2 separate regions of the Mus musculus genome follow, and region 2 is linked to region 1. The links are chromatin loops, found by intact Hi-C in ENCODE. Cell type or tissue: left cerebral cortex. All regions are shown on one strand. Each heading gives the region's core, and the rest is flanking DNA. Links, peaks and the distances in the headings are about the cores only. Region 1 overlaps Tsc22d3 (TSC22 domain family, member 3). Region 2 has its middle 36 kb from the start of Prps1.

What was found. Peaks named below come from ENCODE experiments on the same cell type or tissue, not always from the same donor. Only the 100,000 strongest peaks of a DNase experiment are listed, where the experiment ranks them.
Region 2: it touches region 1 in a loop (2.2-fold over the local background); 21 of 42 quality-filtered maps call a loop at or near these places.

Annotation. Positions count from the first base shown.
Region 1 is chrX:140,540,479-140,549,545 of GRCm38, reverse strand. It overlaps Tsc22d3 (TSC22 domain family, member 3), which reads left to right. Exons shown (of 4, transcript NM_001077364.1): 3 at 7,390-7,441; 4 at 8,439-9,067. The coding sequence ends at 8,678. Among named protein-coding and RNA genes, the nearest start is that of Gm39538, 11 kb to the right of the region's middle. In left cerebral cortex, for the core only: CTCF peaks have their summits at 4,708 (motif pointing right), 6,102 (motif pointing left) and 8,676; DNase peaks (open chromatin) are centred at 7,230, 7,448, 7,672, 8,514 and 6 more places; H3K4me3 peaks cover 2,876 bases; H3K27ac peaks cover 2,391 bases.
Region 2 is chrX:140,488,112-140,497,178 of GRCm38, reverse strand. No RefSeq gene overlaps it. Among named protein-coding and RNA genes, the nearest start is that of Prps1, 36 kb to the right of the region's middle. In left cerebral cortex, for the core only: a CTCF peak has its summit at 5,160 (motif pointing left); DNase peaks (open chromatin) are centred at 1,237 and 5,155.

The DNA.
Region 1 (9,067 bases), core at 677-8,676:
ATAGAATGAGAGTAAGACCAAGAGCTGACCTAGGGAGAAAGGCCAAGCATATGGCAGGGAGAGGTGAACCCTGTTAGCCTTGAGTTACAAATTCTTTTTCGCACTGTCAACCACAGTGTCAGAAAAAAATAGTTCTTACAGAAACTCCATATTCTGTGGCTGCTGTATTATGGGCTCCAGGTAAGCAATGGCCAAAGAGAGGACATGAAGCGATTAACGAAAACTCAGCCCTTGCTATGGAATGAACTTAGGCCCAGAGATGGGAGTGATATGGTCTCATGAACTACAAGCTACTCTCCTGTGCCAAGCTCTTGTTCTTGTTTGGTTTGCTTGGCTTTTTTTTCCCTTTAAATAAACCTTTCACTAAGATCTAACTGTAGGGAGAACTTCTGACCTTGTCACAAACTAAGACATTCTAGAAGGAAGCATAATGTATGTGTTGAATTACCTACTTTGCTTTTACCTAGGTTAATTTTACAAACTTCTTTTTCAGGAAGTTTATAGATCAATTACTGGTAAGGGCAAAAATGAGAAGGCTTGGAACAATTGTGGAGGTTGATTGTGCCAGCCACAATGCATCAAGGAAAAGGAGACAGGCATAAACACTTATACAAGGTTCATGAGATTTAAGATCCACAGAGGTTAAACTGCATTCCTGAATAAATCATCAATATTTCTAGTCCTAATGACACTCTTAATACAAGACATCTCAAAAATTAGCCATCAAAGTTGGGGTAATGAGGGTGGTTTTGACGAGCAGTTTTTACTTCTGTGAATGAGGGCCAGGGGAGAGCAGAATGCCTTTTTTAAATGGAGTTCAGTTCTGCCTGCCATCCCTAGTGTCACTCAAAGATTGTTTGTGAAGCTCACTCGGGACCCTGTCCAGGAGGGAGCTGAAAGGCACAATTCATTGCTCTTGCCATCATCCAGTGCCAGGGTGTGCCCCAAATCATTTGCTAGAGCTGCTTCTCCAAGAGAGTATCTTTTTATTAGGGTTCTCCTTGCCGTCTCCTACACCATTGCCTTCAGCATTTGCATCTACATCCTTCCCACTTTCCTGCCCAACAAAGTTAGGGCTCTAAGCCCTGGCCATGCAAGGCAATTCACATGATCTACAGAGAACAAGGCACTCGCTCTGTCAACGTCTTGTCTTCTTGCTTCCCTCCTTCTGGACTTTGGGGATTTTCCATGGAGTCAAAATAACTATGTAAGTGGCAGTTGCCTTCCTGTCTATAGTCTCCCACATTGGAGTGGAACCAGAGGGGAAGAGAGAAGATAAGAAACAAGGACAGATTACACCATGACATTTCAGCCTCCTTATTCCCCCAGCCTCTTCAGAAAAGGGGACAAGTAAGTAGTAAGAACTAGATAGAGCCTCAGATAGGAGGGTTGTGGTTGAGGAGTAAATGGGGAGAGGTGGTTTTGACCCATCCCATTAACACTGTACTAATGCTCAGACGCTCAATATCCTTTTTGTATTTCCCTTTCTAGCTCCTAACCCAGTGTTTGTTTTGTGGCTGGTCCCACACCTCTCGCATCATGTCCTTTTCCGCTTCTCCTGACATAGGACCCTGTGTTTTGCTGGCAATATTGCTGAATCCTTGGGTGGAACATTCCCTGTAGAAAATACGGAAGACTTTCCTATAAATAGTTTCCTTCTGGCTATGTGGTACACAATGCTTCAAGTGTGACAAAAAGGGAAGTAAGATAGATGTTCCCCCTCACTGCCTCCTCCAACCTACCACACCCACCCAAAGCCTGCTCTCCACCCTTTTTCAGCATGCTTCGATCCAGTGTGAGACTTCTGATGCTGGGATTTTTCCCAGTTACCCATCTACTATCTAGTTGGAACCCCAAGTAGCAGGAGCTCTTGTCCTGATGACTTTGGCTTTTAAAGTAGAACAGACCAATGGGAACGTGATTGCATTCTCCCAACTCAAACAACACATTACCTTTCAGGGCTCCTGAAATGAGGAGAGTTGATTCCATCGTCATTACATACTCTCCTTTAGGAGGTCACCCCTGAGGGAGGCAGGGCCAGTTATGTCTGCTTCCTTGCAAAATACTGTGATTAGAGCTAAAAGGAAAAGCCAGTGAAGGGCCTAGCTCATCAAGTGCTGCTGGTGTGCTCACTCCAGGTCTAGGCTGTATTCATAAGTTGTGGGATATAAAAGGCTTAGAAATATTTCTCAATATTGATGCTGCTGGGCTGTTGAAGCCTTACGTTACTAGTTTCTTTATGGAGTCCACTTGCACAGGACACAAGAATATATATGATCAGCACTTTACTAGGAAGTATTAGACCAGATAATGGATATTAATGTACTGTGCAATCTTCTACCCCACTCCAAGGTTTCGTGCAACTATTTTGAGCAGAAGCATTTTCTAGTGTGTTCAGAGTTAACCCGAAAGTTAACCCTTTAGGTTCTTCCCCCCTCCTTCAACCTTCCCTGTGCTTGTTATCAGAAAGTCTTTGTGTGGAGACATTTGAGTCAGTTGTTTCCCTTCATCCTACACTGAGGTTCTGTCTTTCTTTGGAACCTGAGCTACAGCCTGCTTTTCATATGACAAAACTATGGGCATATACAAGAAGAGAGACTTGTCTAAGTATGGGTTGAATCTACAGGATAGTAGATCATTCAGAAGAAAAAAAAAACTTCCTGGTATAAGCTTGCTCCTTCCTTCCTTCCCTCCCTCCCTCCCTTCCTTCCTTCTCCTTTGACAAAGGTTTACTGTGTAGCTCTGACTTTGTACATCAGGCTGGCCTTGCACTCACAGAAACATTCCTGCCTCTGCTCCTGCCTCTTGAGATTAAAAGCATGTGCCACAATGCCCAGCAAAGCTTCTTTTTTTACCACATTTTAAAGGCTGGGTACAGAAAGAATAAGAAAAAATGGGTAGATTTAATTGAGGATGCCAGTAAGTGGGGGCCCAAACTTAGAGGTTTGATTAAATTGTAATTGTTATTACAAGACTACACACTTTATTTAGAATAGCCTGTGCTCTGGAACTATATATATTCGTTCTTTTCTAAAGTTCTTTGGGACAGTTTGAATATTTTTTAATATTTTCACCATCCCTAAATGTCAAAAAAGGTGACTATGCCTAAAACTTAAAGTTGGCCTTAGAACCTCTTGTATACCACCAATGTTTGCTAGCATCCTAGAGGCATTTTCTCTTCACCCTGTCTTCCTCCTTACCTGTATTTGACACCTCCAATTCATCCCTCTAACTTTGTGACTTCTCCTTTTTCAGTAAACCCTCTTTTTGATTCACAATTATCCAATAGCTGGTATAGTAGAAAATAAACTTAGTTTCTAGGTCAGTATATTTGGGCTGAAATGTAATTCACTATCTTGGACAGGGGAGCCAAACCCTCAATTTCTTCATTTGTAAATGGTAGTGACAGTGCCTGTAATGCAGGGTTTGTGGTACATCCATCACAATGTCAACCCATAGTTAGTATGTCATTGATGGAAACTATTACAGTCAGTGAGTTGCAAACTCAGCTTGGTTTTTTTTAATTGAAGTATAATTAATTAGTGAGCAATTAATTAATTATTATTCAATGCAACCTCGTGGGCAACCCCTATTTCCTCCTTTCTCTTTTTTTCCTCAAAGTACCTGAATTTCTCTGTCACTGTTTCCAAATGAGGGAATCTGCACCAAAATGATTGTTTTACTTTTGTCCTGTACACCATTTTTCTGGTGTTATTTTGCCTCTGCCTACCTGTCTTATCCCTCTCCCGCTGCCTTCCCACCATCTCCCTTGGAATTTTGAGGTGAGTAGCAGTAGTTTAAGAATAATTTAACAAAACAATAAAAAAATTAACTCAGAGATTCTCTCAGACCAAGAAAGCTCTAGGTGGCAGAGGGCAGATAATAGAGCAGGGAACTCTAAGAACAGCTAATCAGCTAATTTAAAAGTGGTTGGTTTGGTTGGTTTGGTAGGATTTTTTTTTCCAGACCTGTTTTTCTGCCTAGCCCTGGCTGGCTGTCCTGAAACTGTGTAGACCAGGCTGGCCTCAAACTCCAAGATCACTTTTTTTCCTCTTTCAGATAACACTCCCGACGACCTATAAATACTATCTCTACTTTGTTCTGCTTGCTGGATACCTCTTAGTTGCAAATACCAGGTTCAAAGAGCCTGAAGTTTAAAATGTCCAGAGGTTGGCATTATTTCCAGACTAAAATGGTCTGAAATGGGCTTATGCAAAAGGTTTGCTTGGAGAGTTTATTGTTCAGCTCTCTGCAACTGTAGTGAGAATTGAATATGTTACCATTAAAATCTGCTAGTTGAGCCTTATTTCATAGTTGAAAACAGTGACTGTTAAGTTATAATGCACTAAAAGCCAGGAAGAGGTCAAGGCCTGAAGATTGGGCTTGGCTGGGGCCTTGGCCAGGATGTCAGTACCAGGTACCTGTTTAAGAGAAATAACCTGAAGCAAATAATTACCTCCTTTGCTGATAAGAGGTCCCAGTACTTTTCCAATAACGTGATTGCACTAGAATATTTCATTGGACCATAACTTGTGGAGCACTGATTTATGGGTACTTACCTTAACATCATGCAAACTATTGTATATGTTGGTGGAACCTAATGTTCCTCTAGTTCTGGTTTGGTTGGTGTAAACAGTATTGGTTATTGCATCACTTATTCCTTTTTCTGCCCATGCTGTTTCTTACATTTGCCGTTCAGATTTTGTCCACCAGGTGGCCTTTCTTAGGAAGGAGCAGGAGGAAAGAACCTTTTAAGTCTTAGATGCCGCCTTCTTTTTCATTCCTTCCTTCCTTTCTTTTTTATGCCAAAAGAATGAAACTATATTTTAATGCAAATGTGTAATTTTTATTAGACAACAGTAACCTTGTTTCTTTACAGCATCGCTACTCTTAAATGGTATATGGATTTATTTTGGCAAAAATATTTTGCCATAATATATTTTGGCAAAATTTCCCCTTGGGATGGAGGTTCTCTTTGGATTCCCTGATCATTCATTATTTCATATTTTATAGGAATAATGAAACAAGTTGAAAGGAAACTAGAAAGTCTGAACATGTAGATGGAGCTGTTATCAGCACGTTGAGATTCCTGGGAGGCACGTCCCCTTGGTGTTAATACTTCAGGGTTCTCAGTTTGGGAACTCCTGGGGAAATCCTAAATCTTGCTTTCTTCTGGCTCCTGTTTACACGGTTACATTATCGCAGGAAAGGATTTTCCTGAGGCAGTTGATATGTCACTTTGCATTGTAGTTTTCTTTTCAGCTTGTTGTTTATTTTAAAAAGTAACAAAATTTTGCTTTTAAAAAATAGTGAAATCATGTTGCTATAGCCTATAATCCCAGTATTTAGAAGGCTTGTGATTAGAGGCCAGCCTGAGCTATGTAGACAGACCCTGTCTAGAAAGACATTAAGGGAGGAAAGAGGGAAAAGAGAGAAGGAAGGGCTGGAGAGGTAGCTCAGCGGCAAGAGCACTGGCTGTTCTCCAGAGGACTGGGTCGATTGTTGCGAGGTTGGCTCACAACCTTCTGTAACTCCAGAGAATCCAACAAGGCACTCATGTGGTACAGTCATTCATACCAGCAAAAGACCCATACACAAGAGATAAAAATAAATAGGGACAAGAGCTCTCAGGTAATGGTGTTGAATGTATTTTCTTGGCAGAGTAGGATAGAGAGAACAAAGAGAAAATGACTGGTATCTGTTGTCACTCCATTGTCAACTGTCAGCTTTCAATATCCTCTGTCATCCACCCACTGCTCCTATTATGTGTCCATCCTATATCTCATGCAGACCACCCATTATTCCCATAACTATACTTTTCAAGGAAGAAATAAACTGAGTGGGTTCTAAAATTTGGACCAGGCTCGGTAAGCATCCGGCTAGGTGAGGTGACAGCTGCGTTTCTCAGTGCGTGAATATGCAGATGGAAAGCCTGTTTCCAAGGAAAGAGATTGACTGAGGGGTTAGTTGGCTGGAGAAAGTGAAGAATGGTGGGAGTAGGCATTCAGAGTGACTGGAGAGCACTGCAGAGCCAGTTAGAGCATGCCGACTGGCACCCGAAGAACTTTTAAATGCAGTACCGCCCTCTGCTGAATGCTTTCTACCTCCTGTTAGAGCATTTCTTCTTTCTCTAGAAATCGGCTCCGGTTTGGGTTTTGCCAGCCTCCAAAGTCCTCTTTGGAAATGCCAATTGGCACAAGAAAGTGCTGAACTGTTTACAGTCCCTGACTAAGGTTCAGGGAGGGGATGTGGTTTAACTGGGCCACAAAGCCCAGTACAGGACTCATTTGCATGGCCCCTGACGCCATGTGACGCAGCTGGCTCCTCCTATATAAAGAAGCAGGAGCCGAAATTATCTCTGAGTCTGGGTTGGACTGGCTGCTGTGGAGTTTGTGACATACTAGGTGACACCCTTGGAGTCACTTCTCTTCAACTCCAGCTTAGAAGTGCCTGCCTGGCTCAGGGTCTGCACTGCAGCCTACTCCTTGCTTCAGGGCCTGACTGCAACGCCAAAGCCTATCCTATAGCGGCGCGCCAGCAGCCACTCAAACCAGCCACAGCTCCCCGGCAACCGAACCATGAACACCGAAATGTATCAGACCCCCATGGAGGTGGCGGTCTATCAGCTGCACAATTTCTCCATCTCCTTCTTTTCTTCTCTGCTTGGAGGGGATGTGGTTTCCGTTAAACTGGATAACAGGTAACCACTGACTCTAACTCGAGCGCTGAAGTGAGCCAGGGAGCCTGCAGGGGCTGGACTCTGAAGTGGACCTCAGAGCTAGCTAGCTAGCCTTGCGCTGGTCCCTGTTCCCCGCGGTGTAGCATCCTGGGAAGGGGCGGGGGTAGGGGACGCAGGAAGGGGGGTCACCTCCGCGCTGGGATCCGCCGGCGGAGCGTCCCTGCGGCTGCTGCGTGGTGAAAAACAGCAGCTGCAGCCGGGAAGGCAGAGGGCCGGCGAGCTAGGCAAGGCTGGGGCAAGGAGAAGGCCGAATACTTCTAAATTGAGAAGGAATTCCTAGCTAGGTCCGGAGTTCGGTAGGTTTGCCTGGGACCTTAGGGGCCTGCAATAGGGACTTCCCTTGGGCATGTGCTCCATTGTTTGCAAATCGCCCAAAAGCAGGCCGCTCAGGCCAGGGAGCCCCATAAACCGCGAGGCTCCAATCCTTTGGAACTCAGGGCAGGGCGGAGCCCTCACAAGGCTTGTGGGGGTTGGGGAAAGTGCAGCTTCCTGCAGGGGCTGGAGAGGGACCTAAAGACTAAAGTGTCTGTCTGGACTTCAGGCCAGGGAGGTAGGAGAGAGGAAGACCCTAGGCAGATGGAGGACTTCGGCCACAGCTGTCTTGTACACTTAGAGTGACTAATAGGTGGCTATGCTTTTTGTCTTTGCAGTGCCTCCGGAGCCAGTGTGGTGGCCCTAGACAACAAGATTGAGCAGGCCATGGTGAGTAGCATCACTGCGTCCTTGCTGTCCTCTGCCTTAGCTGCAGCTTATGTAACTCGGAACAGGTCTAAGGGCATAGGTGCAAGGGTTTTGCCAGGACCCATCCTCATTGGAGACCTTAGAGTACAATTAGCAGGATACTCCGTCTTCACTCCTCCATCCCAGGGCTTTACAGCAGCCTCTGGCTTCCTCCTGAATGGTGCAAGGGGAGAGCTATGACTCTTGAATTTGTCTGCCTCCTGCAGTTGGCAGAGACCAGAGCTCATTGGATGCAGTTGCACTGCAGTGCCTCTGCAGAACCTGGACTAGGGTCAGGAGTTGGGAGGAAACAGAAAGTAAAGCACCCCACCCTTTTGCTGGCCCAGTTCTGACTAGGTAAAGGTTATATTCCACCAAGCAGCTAAAATGCTGGAGAAGCTTGAGACTTCTTTCAGTGAGAGGCTCTTAGAGTGTGCTATAAAGCTTAATGTCACAATTCCCTATCCCTCAGTAGATTCAAAGAGTATATTGCAAGCTCTGTCGTCCCTCCCCAGACCAAGGTTCCTGTGTCCTGTCTGAGTGTGTAAGACAACTGTGACTCGGTGTACTGTGTTACGTGCAGAGGAGGAAATGCCAAAATAGATGAAATAACAATTTCATATTCTTGGAGAATATTTGTAAAGGTGCACTATCGGCTTACCGCAGATTTGTGCCAGCACCAGGACAAACTTAAGAGAGTTCTTACTCTAGTCAGACTTGAAAGTCATTAATAATTTTGAGGGAACCTGCCTGGAACAAAGCTGGACTCCCAACCCTGGTATGGCACAAATCCTGTAAGTCTCCCGGACAAGAGTCTTAAGCGCTTTGGAGAAGAGAGCGTAAAGGATAGAGCTTCAGGCACAATATAGTGTAGGAAGGCTACATGATGGTGGCATGAAGACCAGTTCAGTGGAGTGGTGGCAGGGTGGCAGCGCCGCGGACGGGCTGTGATGACTAACATAGCTCTGTCCCACGGCAGGACCTCGTGAAGAACCACCTGATGTACGCTGTGAGAGAGGAGGTGGAGGTCCTAAAGGAGCAGATTCGTGAGCTGCTTGAGAAGAACTCCCAGCTGGAGCGCGAGAACACCCTCCTGAAGACGCTGGCAAGCCCCGAGCAACTGGAAAAGTTCCAGTCCCGGCTGAGCCCTGAAGAGCCAGCACCTGAAGCCCCAGAAACCCCGGAAACCCCGGAAGCCCCTGGTGGTTCTGCGGTGTAAGTGGCTCTGTCCTTAGGGTGGGCAGAGCCACATCTTGTTCTACCTAGTTCTTTCCAGTTTGTTTTTGGCTCCCCAAGCGTCATCTCATGTGGAGAACTTTACACCTAACATAGCTGGTGCCAAGAGATGTCCCAAGGACATGCCCATCTGGGTCCACTCCAGTGACAGACCCCTGACAAAGAGCAGGTCTCTGGAGACTAAGTTGCATGGGGCCTAGTAACACCAAGCCAGTGAGCCTGTCGTGTCACCGGGCCCTGGGGGCTCCCAGGGCCTGGGCAACTTAGTTACAGCTGACCAAGGAGAAAGTAGTTTTGAGATGTGATGCCAGTGTGCTCCAGAAAGTGTAAGGGGTCTGTTTTTCATTTCCATGGACATCTTCCACAGCTTCA
Region 2 (9,067 bases), core at 576-8,575, 52 kb after region 1:
AAAACATTGAACATTGGCCTTTCTGAGTCTGGCTTCCTTCACCTGACATGATCTTCGGTTCCGTCGGTTTGTCTGACCACACATGCCATAATTTTGTTCTTCTCTATGACTGAATAAAAGTCTCATTGCATATATATATATATATATATATATATATATATATATCCTTTATCCATGTATCTGCTGATAACTCCTTGACTAATTCTATGGCATGGCCATCGTAATTATTCCCCAGTAAACATGGACATGCTAGCATTTCTGTAGTGTGCCAACTTACAGTCCCTCTAGTATATTATAAGGAGTAGAGCAGCTGGACCATATGGCAGCATTAGTTTTGCTTTTAAGTAACCTCCATACGGATTTCTGGAGTGGCTGCCCTGAATTTATATTTATATTCCCTTTTCCTGCATCTTGGCTGGCATTTGTTGTTCTCTCTCTCTCTCTCTCTCTCTCTTCTTTTTAAAAACCATATAGGGCCAGGTGTGGTGGCGCATGCCTTTAATCCCAGCACTCGAGAGGCAGAGGCAGGCGGATTTCTGAGTTCGAGGCCAGCCTGGTATACAAAGTGAGCTCCAGGACAGCCAGGGCTATACAGAGAAATCCTGTCTCGAAAAAACCATTAAAAAAAAAAACCCAGATAGGGCTTCCCATGAGGCCCAGGTTAGGTTCGACCTTGTTATTTAGCCCAGGGTTACCCTGAACTCTCGATCTTCCTTCCTCCACCTTCTAAGTGCTAGGATTACAAGTGTATGTCACCAAACCCAACAAAACATATATTTAAAATAAAACTTGCAGGCTGGTGAGGTGGCACTTGAGGGTGATCATATGAGTTTGATACCTGGAACCCACATGGTAGAGGAAGAGAACCAACCCCCATAGATTTCTCTTCTGATTTCATGTACTCCCTGGCATGTGCGCTCGTGGCACACACACACGCGCGCGCGCACACACACACACACACACACACACGCACATACTCAAGAGAAAATTTTAAAAAGCAAATGTTCTTAGTATAGAGGTTCATTCCCACAACCTCAGCAATAGGAAATCTGAAGCAGAAGGATTACTGGGCGTCTGAGGGCAGCCCGAGATACTACAGCAGCACAAAGCCAACCACAGCGTGATCCTGTAGAATGTAGATGGAGAGAAAAGGTCGCTGTTTTCCTCTAACTTCTGAGCACTGTCAGTCTCCAATGCAGCCGGTGGCTATTCACAGGCAAACAGCGAAACTGCTTCATCGTGAGTCATCCCATCTGCTGTTGCACCTCAGAAGGACAAAGCAAACAGCTAATTGCTGTCCTAGCAGAACCTCGAGCTGAGCTTCCCTTAAACTTCAACTTGAATTTGGATCTGGGAGAGGTTACCAGTTTGGAAAATTTATCATTGCACAAAGCTCCCTTCTATGATCAAGAAGCAGAATCATGCAATTGTTCAAGAGCAGCCTGGGTTTATGAGACCCTGTCTCAAAAACCCAAAGAATGGTAAGGGGCATCTATCTGTTCAAAAACTGTCAAAGAGGGAAGGGAGAGATCCTCTAACTTAGTTTTGTTGTGGTGGTTGTTGTTTTTGTTTTTCAGAATCAAAAACCAAGGGCTAGAGCTGGAAAGATGGCTCAGCGGTTAAGAGCACCGACTGCTCTTCCAGAGGTCCTGAGTTCAATTCCCAGCAACCACATGGTGGCTCACAACCATCTGCAATGGGATCTGATGCCTTCTTCTGGTGTGTCTGAAGACAGCGACAGTGTACTCATATTCATTAAGTAAATAAATAAATAAATTTTTGTTTGTTTGTTTTTTTTTGTTTTTGTTTTGTTTTGTTTTTTTTTGAGACAGGGTTTCTCTGTATAGTCCTGGCTGTCCTAGAACTCACTCTGTAGACCAGGCTGGCCTCAAACTCAGAAATCCGCCTGCCTGTGCCTCCCGAGTGCTGGGATTAAAGGCGTGCGCCACCACCGCCCAGCTTGGATAGGTTCTTGTTGTGAAATTGGGGCTGACCCGGTACCTGTGCTCCTTCTGCTTCAGCCTTCTGAGAGCTGGCACACCATCCTGGGTATTAAATGCATATGGGTTAGGAATTTAAGAAAAAATATGTCATCTCATAAGCATCTGTGGAAGCTGGACCCAGCTTCACACTGCCTGCCTTGTCCACTGCTGGCCTAGCTGCGGGCTGCAGCCTTCATCCTCGGGTGGGTGTTAAATGGCCATAATCAGTTAGGTGCTAGAGGGATGGCTCAGCAGTTATGGGTACTTGCTGTTTCCAGAGGACCCGGGTTTAATTCCCAACAATCACATGGTAGCTCATATCATTCACAACTCTAGTTCCAGGGGATCTGACATCCTCTTCTGACTTCTGTGGGCACCAGGCTCACATGTGGTGCATAGACATGCATGTAAGCAAAACACTCATCTACATCCTTAAGCAAAATTTTAAAGTGATCCTAATGTAGAGTGAAGCCCCAGAGTCTGTTCTACAATGATGAAAGCAAGCACAAGTGCGCACAATGAATGTGGGAGTGAGTACAGGGGTAGGGAGGGAACAGTGACAAACATAATATTCCCATAAAAGCCTCGAAGGAGTAAAGGACAATTGAGATAAAATTTGGAGGGAAGACATCATAGCTAAGCAACTCAGAGGGGACTGTGAAGAAACCACCAAAAAGATATTGTGGGGTTAACTGAAGGGAACATAGATAATGGACGCAGTGAGTGAACAGGCAGGCAGTCATTTTATTATCCCAACCTCATCTCCCTTCATAAAGTATTTCAGATACCTTATAAGGACACACATGATATGGCATAAGTTAAAGGGCGGAAACCAGGAGGTGAACTCAGAGCACAGTCAAGCACCGGGCTCCAAATGCATACCGTGCTGCCGCAGAGGGTGGGCCCAAAAGTTGGTTTTAAGCTTTCTAGCAGCCAACAGGAAAGGGGAAACCTTGCTGTTACGCAGTTCACAATGTCCAGGAGATAAAAAACAAACCTAATTGCTCAGAAGGGCAACTGTTCTCAGTCCTAAGATCAGACAGGAATTCCTCCCAGGGGCCTCAGAGAGGATGCTGTGGGATACAATGAACAACATCCTTGACAACATCCTTCCAATAGCGGCAGCAACAAGTTTCAAAGGACCTGTTTTTCCATAAGAGCCCTTAGGATCAGCCGCTGGTCAGTATCCCAATAAAACCAGGCCGTTAGAAACCAAAAATAGCATGTGAAGGTACAGAACAGGGAATCTAGTGGTCACATGGGCGAGAAAAGACAGTTATATATAGGCACATGCACACATACGATGTCTCTGGAAGAATACATTGGCAATAGAGGTTGCCTGGACGGAGAGGAAGTAGAGAACTAAGGCCTGGGACAGGAGAGAGAGACTTCCTTTTCACCCTATACCAGCTCATACTGCCTGGATTTCAGTAAGCATGGTTTATCTTTTTGTCAACAAGAGCATTGATTAATCGTTAAAATAATAATGGCATTGAAGGGTCAGAGGGTCAGAGGCATTTTGTCCCTGGGCTGCAGGCAGGGTGAAGATGTTCAAATATTAGCTTTGATGTTCAAACAAGAAAAGGAAGTGAGATGGGCTGTCATGCACGCCTCTGTTTTCAATGCTTAGGACTCCAAAGCAGGATGAATGTGAATTCAAAACCAGTCTGAACTGTGTGTGTGTGTGGGGGGGAAGGAGACAGGAGAGAGGGAGAGGGAGAGAGAGAGTAGAGGGAGGGAGGGAGGGAGAGAGAGGGGGAAGGGAAGGAGAGAGAGGACTCAGTGTCCCAGTGGTGTGGCTTGAATCTGTGATTATCTGAGACCCCACACTCAGAAGGATAAGGTAGGCTGATCAAACGTTCTGAAAGAAGATCTTGACAGAGATGAGAGAGAGGAAATTGTGATCAGAATACAGCATATAAATTTTCAATTGAAAAAAAATGTTCCAGGATAGTCTGGGGCTACAATAAGAAGGAAGAAAAACAATCTTTATTGCGCAACACTGGGCATGAAGGGGCTTTTAATAACTGCTGCTTTATCTCATTTGCTCCACATAGTAACCCTGCTAGGGACATTTACCACAGCAATCTTCCTTGGAGAAGACACAGAAGTTGAGCTGCTTTTTTTGTTGCTGTTCTTCCCATCATTGATTTTTAGGGTAGATGAGCAAGAGGGAGCAAAACACACATCTGCACAGCATTTGAAAAAGCAGCCATGAAGGTGGAGGCACCCAGGGACTCCCTACTTGGTGTTACCTCCAGAGAAACTTCTTTCCATTTCTTCACCGGGGCTTGGAGTGGTGACAGATCACTAGAGTTCAGGCTCGGGATCAGAATTTACTCAAAATTAGGAGAACCCAGCAAAACCAGGAGGTCCAGTGTTAAATGCATTTCAGAAAATAAACAACCAAACAAACAGCAAAGATAATGTTGGTATGGGTGTTACCTGGCCTTGCTACTTAAAAGCTACCTCCATACAAGGCCTTTGTCTAAAACATGGTGCGGGTGGAAGAACAGATCCTCGTTTCCTGACCAGAGTGGAAATCTTGGTTTGTCATTCCATCCATGCTGGCCTGGATAAGTTGGGGCCATTTTTCTCTGTTCTGCTTGGCTGCAGTGAAGCAGTTGTGTTGCAAGTGTTCTATTTTGCCAGGGCGCCTCTTTCCTGATCCTCTGCCTGGAGAAGCTGGATTCTACTCGACATTCTTCTGTTGGCATATCTGAAAACCTGTCTAGCACCCAAGACAAGATAGAGGAAGCAAAAGGAGAACCCGAGGTGCCCACATAGTCCCTAGTTAGTCTTCCGTTTTCTTCCTGTCTTTAAGAACATTACATTTAAAAATGCATAATGTTCAGTGTAGTTATCGGTAAGCTCTGTATCTTTATTTTCCAAACCTAGCGACCCTACCCAGGATTCCTATTACTAGCTGAGGTAAGAACATTTTGGGGACTTTAGAAGAATTTTCAGCCACAAAGAGGGGAACAATAAGAACGTTCTGTACAGCCCATTGTCCCTCCTTTTTTTTTTTTTTTTTTTTCCTAAACGGAATTGAGCTGACCAGTCAATTTTCTTGCCCAAGTTCTGTTAAAGTTTTACTGAGCTTTCAGAACCTTGGCTAACTTCCCTTTTCATGTATTTGCCAGTGACATTGAGTTTGTGCTAATGAGGCCCTCTGCTGTCTGCAGAGAGTAGGGCACTGCCATAAATCCCGAAGAGGGAGCACTTTCTTCCGTAGTAGAACAAGTTCATGAATTATGTCCAATTATTAGAGTAGCTGATTCCCAAAGCCAGGAGATTTCTAGAGCCCTGATGCTACTTAATTTCACAACACTCTTTTCTTCTTCTCACAGATGTTTGTAGTGACACAGTTTGAAAATAAACATTATTTCAAACTGCATTTTAGACATTAAGTGACAAGCTCTCCCCTTAATATCCAAATTAGGATCTGAAGACCACCTTGGCGGTCTCAGTGAAACATGGCTGGGTACAGTAATCAATACTGTTGGCCAAAAAGAGGAGACCACTCAGAGAACGAAAGCTAGGAAGACATGTAGCCCTGCTTGCCTGAACCTTTCTGGGACATTTCTTTTCAGCAAACCAAGATGAAAGTTGAATGTTCAATTTCAAGAGCAATGCAGGCCCCAATCTATTCGGAAGGACATGCTTTTCCTATCAGGAGCCTATTCTGATCCACTAAAGCCTGAATAGGAGCTGGAGGAAGGCAAGGGTAGCTGACCCTATCAAAGCTCAGAGGACCTGATAAGGACGCCAAGATACACTCATTCTTCCATACAAGTTTCCGCCCATCTTCTGCCAACCTCTGGAACACAGTTACCATTGATGTCGATTCCCCATTGTTCCTGAGTGGAGAGGACGGAAGGGAACTAACACTTACTTGGGAAGAGGACTCTTATCAGGTCCTCCACACAATGTTTTATCATTTACAGCAGTCATAGTAAACAGTATGGAATGACAAAATCCTCCATGGACTCTAGCCTGCTTCCATACTAGGTGCTTCACCTTAGTTGCATTTAACCCTTACAACCTTTGAAAGGTCCTCTTTTCCCACCTTGGGTTTCCGATCTTGAACCTGGACTTGCATAGCTAATACTTTTACCTGCTGAACTATCCCATCCTGCTTGCCTGCCCGTGTCATGTTTTTAACATGTGTCTACTGGTGTTTAACATGTTTGTAATGTTTATTTGTCATTCTTATATCATTTCTTACTGATGTTTCTTAGTGGGAGCTCTTATCTAAGTCTTGAGTTTTAGCTGGCTTTTTCTGACAGTTTTAGTAAGGGAAGCAGGGGATGGGGTATCACTTTAGTATTGCCCTTTAGGGAGAGACGTATAGATTTCCCATTTAGCCTCCACTGACAGCCACATTGGAAACTTCCTCCTTACTAGTGTGTGCAATGAGAGGTCCATGACTAGGTTTCCCATGACACCTCCCACTTCCTGAAGAGGAGGAGTGGGAGTTCCTTGCTGTTATTCCCCACATGGCCTCCATTGACTTAACAGAGTGGGGAATAACAAGTGAGGTACATCCCAGACGTTGTGGTTTTTAATGTCCAACTCAGTTTTATTCTGTGTGTGTGTTCTGTATACATGTATATACACATGAATATACTATTCTATCGCACTTTACCTTATTCTTTTGAGAAAGGATCTCTCACTGAACCTAGGGCTCATTGTTCTAGTTAGGCTGACTATCCACCTGGTTCTGCCTTCCAGTGCTCTGGATACTATGTGCTTTTTGTGGGTGGGGTTGAGGATCTGAATTCATTGCTTCATGCTTACACAGGAAGAACTCTTCTCATTGTGCAACCTCTCGAAGCCCCTTTAAAAATTGGCATACATTCTCTGTACACAGTAATGGGTTTTATAGACATTTATACAGACTCTTAAAATACAAAATTAAATAAAACAAAAACAACTAAAAGTGGGCTGGGCAGTGGTGGCGCATGCCTTTAATCCCAGTACTCAGGAGGGAGAGGAATTTGAGGCCAGCCTAGTCTAAACAGCAAGTTACAGGATAGCCAGGGTTAAACAGAAAAGGCCTGTCTCAACAAAACAAAACACCTAAAGATGAAACTACCATATGACCTAGCTATGCAGCTCCTACACACATACCTGAAGGGCTCCAAAACAGCTCATTACAGAAAAACTCGTGTACCTATCTTTTAGAAAGATTTTATTTATTTTATGTATATGAGTGTTTCGACTGCATGTATTTATATATACCACATGTGTTCCTGGTGTCCACAGAGAATAAAAGACAGTGCCAGATTCCTTGGAAATAGTTAGATGGTTGTGAGTCACCATGTGGGTGCTTGGAATTGAACCTGGGACCAGCCATCTCTCCAGTCCCAGGCATCCAACTTTATTGCTGCATTATTCGCAATAGACAAACCAAGGAATAAGTTTAGATATCCTTCAATAGATTGAATAAATCCCAGCACTCACACTGGTTGGCTCACAATAACTAATAGCTCCAGCTCCTGGGAATCTGACACTCTCTTTGGGCCTTATGAAAAACCTACACTCACAACACACACACACACACACACACACACACACACACACACACAAAAAAAAATCTTAAAAAGTAAAATAAAAATTAAAAAGAAAATGCGGTATGTACTTATAAGAAAGCTTTGTTCAACCATGAAGAATAAACTATGTTTTTCTTTTTTAGGAAAATGGATTTGAGATCATTGTACTAAGCTGTCATAGTTAGCCTTTGTCAACTTCACACAAATGCAGACATACTTGGGAAGAAGGAAATCTCAAATCAGTCATTGCATCAGTCAGCCTGGCCTGTGGGTCATTTTCTTGATTGTTGACTCATAAAAGGAGGGCCAAACCCCTTATGGGTGGTGCCATCCCTTGGCTAATAGTCCTGGGCTATATAAGAAAGCAAGCTGGGCAAACCATGGGAAGCAAGCCTGTAAGCAGCACCCTGCCATGGCTTATGGTTCAGCTCCTGCCTTCAGGGTCCTGCCCTGACTGCAACCTGTAAAGTAATAAACTCTCTTCCTCCTAAATAGCTTTGGGTTAGAGTTTTATCCCAGCAGCAGAAAAAGCAAAGTCAAAATATAAGCCAAACTTAGAGAAATCCTGCATGTTTTCTCTCCAGTGTGGGCCATAGATTTTATAGGTACATAAAATTGTGCATGTTTATAGACCATAAAAGTTTTATTCTCAGTCACCACAAACTGGAAGCATACATGTTCATCAGTGGCTGGATGCTTGAGCAGACTGTGGCGCACTCACATCATCTGGCTCATCATAATAAAAGAACAATCGACCAATACATACAACAGCTTCAGTGTAGCTCCAGACGATCAGGCTGGATGAAAGAGCCAGTCCTGCGCTGGGATGTAGCACAGGGGCAGAGCGCTTGCCTAACATGAGCAAGGCCCTGGATTCATTCCCTAACATTCAATAAATAAGCAAGCAAGCAAAGAAACAAATAATGCCAACTCCCAAAGGTCATATGCTCCTCGATTCAATTTCAATAATTATATTTAGAGTTAAAGAAGGGCTGAGGTGGCTATAAAGAGCAAGACAGGGATCTTTGCATTTTTTGAGAGAAGAGAGAGAGAGAGAGAGAGAGAGAGAGAGATTGCTCTTTGTAGTCCTGGCTGTTCTGGAACTCATTATGTAGATCAGGCTGGCCTCAAACACTCACAATGATCTGCCTCTGCCTCCTAATTGCCAGGATCAAAGGTGTGCCCTATACTGTCACTCAGCTCTGTATTGGTCTTTTTTAAAAAATTATTTTATGTCTATGTTTTCCTACCTATATGTCTGTGTTCCACATGTGCCTGGTACCCATCGAGGTTAGAATAAGATGCTGGGGCTGGCGAGATGGCTCAGCGGGTAAGAGCACTGACTGCTCTTCTGAAGGTCCTGAGTTCAAATCCCAGCACATGGTGGATCACAACCACCCATAATGAGATCTGACACCCTCTTCTGGTTTGTCTGAAGGCAGCTACAGTGTACTAATGTATAATAATAAATAAATCTTAAAAAAAAAAAGAATAAGATGCTGGATCTCGACTAGAACTGGAGTTACAAAT